2 separate regions of the Mus musculus genome follow, and region 1 is linked to region 2. Evidence: chromatin contacts called from ENCODE Hi-C or POLR2A ChIA-PET data. All regions are on one chromosome and are shown on one strand. The core of a region is the stretch at or near the end of the contact, and the rest is flanking DNA. Distances in the headings are between cores, read along the strand shown. Region 1 holds the start of Plxnc1 (plexin C1). Region 2 overlaps Plxnc1 (plexin C1).

Region 1 (2,700 bases), core at 93-2,592, 40 kb before region 2:
CCACTTCTGAGAAAACATGAGCTTGCCTGCTCCCCAGAGCACAGTGATCTTTCTGTTCCAGAAATTCTCGGTGGCTTGCGAGGTGGGGGAAGGGGGGAGCACCCCAGCTGACAGTTGCTACCTGGATGAAGTGGTGGAGGGAGCCCCTCTAGAAACATAAGAGAGCTCCGGACTCTTGAGATGCGAGCCCTGGCTGCTGAGCCCAATGTACCTTTGCCTTTATTCTCTGGGGAGTGTAGTTTAGTGGCCACAGGTGGCACTGGACTAGCAAGAAACCTGTAAGAGGCTCCGGTGTGAGGTGTGGATTCGAATCTCTGCTGTGCTATTTGCTAACAGCTGTACCCGGGCAGGTTCCATAGCTTCTCCAAGACCTTTCTCAAAAGCCGAGTAGGGTTGATACAAGTCACTAATTAATACTGTTTGTCCCAAGCATCAAGTGAATCAAAATCTACATGGTGCATTTAGAACTATGCCCAGAACGGAGCAAGTTCTCAATAAATGTTAGCTTTTGTCACTAGGGTTAGATAGTGAGCAGAACTTTCTAAGTGCTATATCTGAGAGCCTGGGACTCCGTTGCCAAGGGAGACCAGGGAGCCTTTTCAAATATGAGAGCTCTGGCCCGAGGGATTGTCCACAACGAGAGTGTGGCGCCTTTCTCCTACCTCACTCTGACCGAGGGAAACCCACCCCCGGTCACAGGGGCGTCTTGGTCCCCCTCAGCCGCCTCCCGCTTGGCCCCAGCCCCCTGGCGCATCTCTCAGGCCCCCCTCCCGCCGCTCCACACCTGTCAGCCGCCCTGGCAGCCTCCCAGGGGCTCAAGCCCTGGGCCTCCGCCGCAACCCGTTCGACCCTGGGTCCTGGCTCCGCGAGCCTCGCGTTTGCCCGGGGCTGCTCTCGTAAACAAAACCCGGGCGTTGGAGCAGCCCCGCGGGCTGGGGAGCGCGGGAGCCAGCTCGGTGCGCGGTTCCGGCGCCGGGGGAACCCGGGGCGAGCAAGGGGCGATGGTGGCAGCCGCGGCGGCCGCGGCAGGCGGCTCAGCTTTGTTATGAATAGATGAAAGAGGCCACCTACACAGTAACCCAAATTACGAGACCTCCCTCCTCCCGATCTCACCGAATCAAGAAGGGAGGGGAGATGGGCGTGGAGGGAGGGCGGGCGAGAGGCGGAGGGCGGAGGAGGAAGAGGATGAGGAAGGGGCCAGTTGCATCCCACTTTCACAATGGGAAAGTGAAACGCACAAGCGCACCCAACCTCTCCAGCCCTCCCCGCCCGCCTCGCTCCCCTCCGCCCGTCCCCTCCCTTCCCCTCCGCGCCTCCCCGCGAGCGCCCGCGCCGCACAGAGGAACTCTCCGGCGAAGGCGGACGAGGAGGAAGCGTCTCCGGAGCGCGCAGGGCTTGCCGCCGCGGCACAGGCTGCCGGAGCGAGCCCGCCGCGCGCCGTCCTCCCTGCACTCCTTCCCGGCCGAGCCGCGGGGATGGGGCGGCCGCGGGAGCCCGAGCGCGCGCAGGAGCCGCCGCCGCCGCCACCGCCGCCCGCGTCTCCGTCGCCGCGCGCCTGAGCTGCCCGAGCTGCCGCGCGCCCTGCCCGGGGGCGGCCCCCCTAGCCCCATGGAGGTCTCCCGGAGGAAGACGCCGCCGCGCCCCCCGTACCCCGCCGCACCGTTGCCCCTGATCGCCTATCTGCTGGCGCTGGCAGCGCCCGCCCGGGGCGCGGACGAGCCGGTGTGGCGATCTGAGCAAGCCATCGGAGCCATCGCGGCGAGCCGGGCGGACGGCGTGTTCGTGGCGAGCGGCAGCTGCCTGGACCAGCTGGACTACAGCCTGAAGAACAGGCTCTCTCGCCTATACCGGGACCAAGCGGGCAACTGCACGGAGCCCGTCTCGTTGGCGCCCCCCGCGCGGCCCCGGCCCGGGAGCAGCTTCAGCAAGCTACTGCTGCCCTACCGCGAGGGGGCGACCGGCCTCGAGGGGCTGCTGCTCACCGGCTGGACCTTCGACCGGGGCGCCTGCGAGGTGCGGCCCCTGGGCAACCTGAACCGCAGCTCCCTGCGCAACGGCACCGAGGTGGTGTCATGTCACCCGCAGGGTTCGACGGCTGGTGTGGTGTACCGCGCGAGTGGCACCGACCTCTGGTACCTGGCGGTGGCCGCCACCTATGTGCTGCCGGAGCCGGAGACCGCGAACCGCTGCAACCCCGCAGCATCCGATCGCGACACGGCTATCGCGCTCAAGAACACGGAGGGGCGCAGTCTGGCCACGCAGGAGCTGGGCCGCCTGAAACTGCGCGGTAGTGCGGGCAGCCTGCACTTCGTGGACGCCTTTCTCTGGAACGGCAGTGTCTACTTCCCCTACTATCCCTACAACTACACGAGTGGCGCTGCCACCGGCTGGCCCAGCATGGCGCGCATCGCGCAGAGCACAGAGGTGCTGTTCCAGGGCCAGGCTGCCCTCGACTGCGACCACGGCCACCCTGAGGGCCGCCGCCTACTGCTTTCCTCCAGCCTGGTGGAGGCTGTGGACATCTGGGCCGGCGTGTTCAGCGCGGCCACTGGAGAGGGCCAGGAGAGGCGCTCCCCCGCCACCACGGCTCTCTGCCTCTTCAGGATGAGTGAGATCCAGGCGCACGCCAGGAGCTGCAGCTGGGACTTTCAAGCGACTGAGCACAACTGCGTAAGTCCAGCCCCCGGGGTTCAGATGGAG
Region 2 (3,021 bases), core at 312-2,811:
TCCTGTTGCAAACTGCAGTAAACGGAAATCCTGTTCAGAGTGCTTAGCAGCGGCAGACCCCCACTGTGGCTGGTGCCTCCCGTTACAAAGGTATTTCCTGAATCTTTTCTCACCAGCTCACATTTTTTTTTTCAGAAAGTGTCATGCGGCCCAACACTTGTTGCCCTACTTTAATGATCCATTCCACGCTGTGACGAAGCAGAGCTCTCCAGGACTGCAATGTACGATGTAACCATAATTCATTCTTAAAGATGGTTCTTGCCATGTCAGTATCAAGTCATTTGACCCAGGCTACACAGGGCCACCCGGTCTGGGCCGTGACTTGAGACGGGAGAGGCTAGTGCAGGTGGGTTTGCTTTTTATTTCCTACCAAGTTAGCCAAGACTTCAGAGAGAGGCAAAAGGTTCGCCCTTGGAGACGATAAAAAGAATAGCAACGTTTGAAATTTTTCAAATGAATCCTCATCATGCCGTGTATTCTGCTCGCTCGGCGGAAGCCTTATTATTAATGGCATTGTCTTCTTGCACACCATATAGCCCTGGGCCTGATGTACAATCTCAGTCTCCAGGCAGAATCTGCCCAGCTTGGTCTTGAATTACGATGTATGCGACCCATCTAGGCTCAAGGGCGACTTGTAGCGGCTTCCTCTCCATGGCAGTTCTTAGCATCGTCGCTGGGACCAGCCTGGTTGGATTCACTGTTGCTATGGTAACCCAGTACTCCAGCTCTCGCTATAGAAGCAAGGAGGAAAGAGCCTTCACTGCAGCTCAGGCAGGAATGAGAGGGGGGAAAAAAACAAGCCACATAGCAGTGGCTGTCAGATTGGTGCTTTCTGTTTTTTAAAGGTGAACACAGATTAAAAATAAAAATAAAAAGAGCAGAGCAGGTAGGGAAAGGCGGAGGGCAGAGCGAAGGGACGGTAGGGGGAATGAAGGGCGATAGAGAAGTAAATTAGAGAGCTCCTGGGGGGGGGTGCGGGGGGGGGGGTAGGGAGCGTGAATGGAGAGGGTGATTATGATGTAAGGGAGAGGCTCGGGAAACAAACTAAAAATATGGAGATGGAATGGATTAAGAGTTCTTCATGGAGGAAGTCACAATCTTAGCTGCTGCAAGAGCTAGGACTGTGGCTGCCCTCCTCTCTGCACCCCCTTGCGGGGGCTCCTTCCCTCAGAATCTCTGGCAGACAAAAGAAACAGGGCCAAGAAAATTCTCATGAATAATTGTAATTGGGGTAGGAGCCTTTTCTTCTTGTCACATGCCCAAGAGTAGACTTGAAGAAATTAACTGATCACAGCCAGTATTATATGGTTGCTGTAGTTCTTTTTTTTTTCTTCTTTTCTTTTTTTTTAAAGATCCATTCCATTTATGTTGCATCTCTGTGTGTCTTTGGAGAGCTCTGGACAGGAGTTCATTCATGGATGGTGGTGACAGTGGTGGTGTTTAAATAGCCGTGACTACTTGTTTAACAAGCTTCAGTCAGGAGTTGGTGGGAGATGCCCAAGTTGGTAATAGAATTTTGGAGTTGGTTGTATTTTGATGGTCCTTTCAGAAGCCTTAATAGTATCCGAGCAGGGGGCAGGGGTGGTGCTAGCTGGAAAGAGATGTTCAAGAGCTGAGTGCTGAAGTACGGGAGCACTCAAGTACTAGAGCACTCAAGTACTATGATGTTTAGAAACAGAAGGGGTGGGGAAAACATGAGGAAGGATCAGAAAGGGGAGAGACAGCGTTTAAGGAAGGAGTGTGTTGCCAGGCAAGGGAAAGGGGGAAGAGAGCAACGTACTGTGCCAGCTCCTGCCAAGGAGGTCAAAGGAAAACGGATCCGTTGGACTAGGACAGGGCGATCGATGACTGTGACAGAGGCCCGTTTTTGGAAGGGTGCTGGAGCTACAAAAGGACAATGAGCAGTGAGTGGAGGAGCTCCTTGGGGGTGTTATGGGGAACGGTAGAGGAGATATGTCGCCGATTCTGAGGCAAAACGTAGACTCCAGACAGTTTAGGATTCTAAAGTTTATTTGTTTTTCATTACATTTTAATTGGGAGTGGGATAGTGCACGTTCCATAGTGTGTGTGGAGGTCAGAGGACCGCTCATGGGAGTTGCTCTCTTCTACCAGATGGACCCCAGGGACCAAACTCAGGTTGTCAAGCTTGACAGGTAAAAGCACCTGCCACGCTATCTCACCAGTCTAACTTTAGAAGGTGTTTTGTTTTGTTTTGTTTTGTTTTGTTTTGTTTTGTTTTGTTTTTGTTTTAACATACATAGAATAATGGTGTCTGGAGCTGAAGAGGTGATGGCTCAGCCCGTCTGTAAAGTGCCTGCTCTGAACGCATGAGGCTCTGAGTTTGTATCTGCAGCACCTGAAAATGTCAGCCATGCTAGTGTATGTCAGTAATCCTAGTGCTGGCGAAGCGGAGACAGGAGGATCCCCGGAAGTCCACTGGTCAGATAGTCCAGTCAAATTGATGAGCTCTTAAGTTCAATGAGAGGCCACACCCTCCCGTAAGCAAGCGCAAACAGGCGCGCGCGCGCATGTGCCCAATCACACTCCACCTACCAGCTTTTTTTGTGTGTGTTGTTGGGGAAAATTCCGGTAGGAAGGAGAGGGGTGGGGGGAAGGAGGGTGAATATTGTGGTGTGTTGTCTTTCAGCAGATGACAGAAAATATGACCTAATCACATCAGTGGGGAGGGTAGCCTCAGTCCAGGATGGGAGGGAAACAGTAGTGTGGACCCCAGAGCTCGTAGAGATAGATCAGACCTCAGGGTATGTCCATATTGCTCGGAACCTTCTTTGTGACCTTAGACCAGCAGGAGCCAGGTGTCTGTGTGAGCCCGGGGAGAGGGAGCCGTGAAATCTGAGGAAGGGAAGCAGGAAGCACACAGGAGCTCAGGTAAAGGACACACACAGAGAGAAAATAGAGTATGGTTGCCTGGCAATATTGGGGCGCACCTGAGGCCGATGATCTTGCCTTTGAAACAGAAAGCATGGGTTTGCTTTGCTCATGTAGTCTAGCTCCAGTCCC

What was found. A loop is a pair of places that touch in the nucleus more often than their neighbours do. ChIA-PET counts read pairs that join two places held with the same protein, here RNA polymerase II (POLR2A).
Region 1: a loop to region 2 is called in a map of left cerebral cortex, with 8 times the contacts of the local background. The contact joins the promoter of Plxnc1 here to the enhancer-like site in region 2. A Hi-C loop is called at or near these places in 5 of 37 maps with a recorded cell type or tissue (all left cerebral cortex). POLR2A ChIA-PET finds 5 or more read pairs at or near these places in 2 of 5 experiments (Patski and embryonic stem cell).

The regions. Positions count from the first base shown.
Region 1 is chr10:94,943,487-94,946,186 of GRCm38, reverse strand. It overlaps Plxnc1 (plexin C1), which reads left to right and starts at 1,342. Exons shown (of 31, transcript NM_018797.3): 1 at 1,342-2,670. The coding sequence starts at 1,609.
Region 2 is chr10:94,903,534-94,906,554 of GRCm38, reverse strand. Plxnc1 (plexin C1) reads left to right here. Exons shown (of 31, transcript NM_018797.3): 4 at 1-90. Among named protein-coding and RNA genes, the nearest start is that of Plxnc1, 40 kb to the left of the region's middle. Within about 2 kb of position 1,561, at least 1 of the 3 ENCODE cell types and tissues checked has a DNase peak (open chromatin) inside an H3K27ac peak, as active enhancers do; it is left cerebral cortex, where a contact is called at or near this core.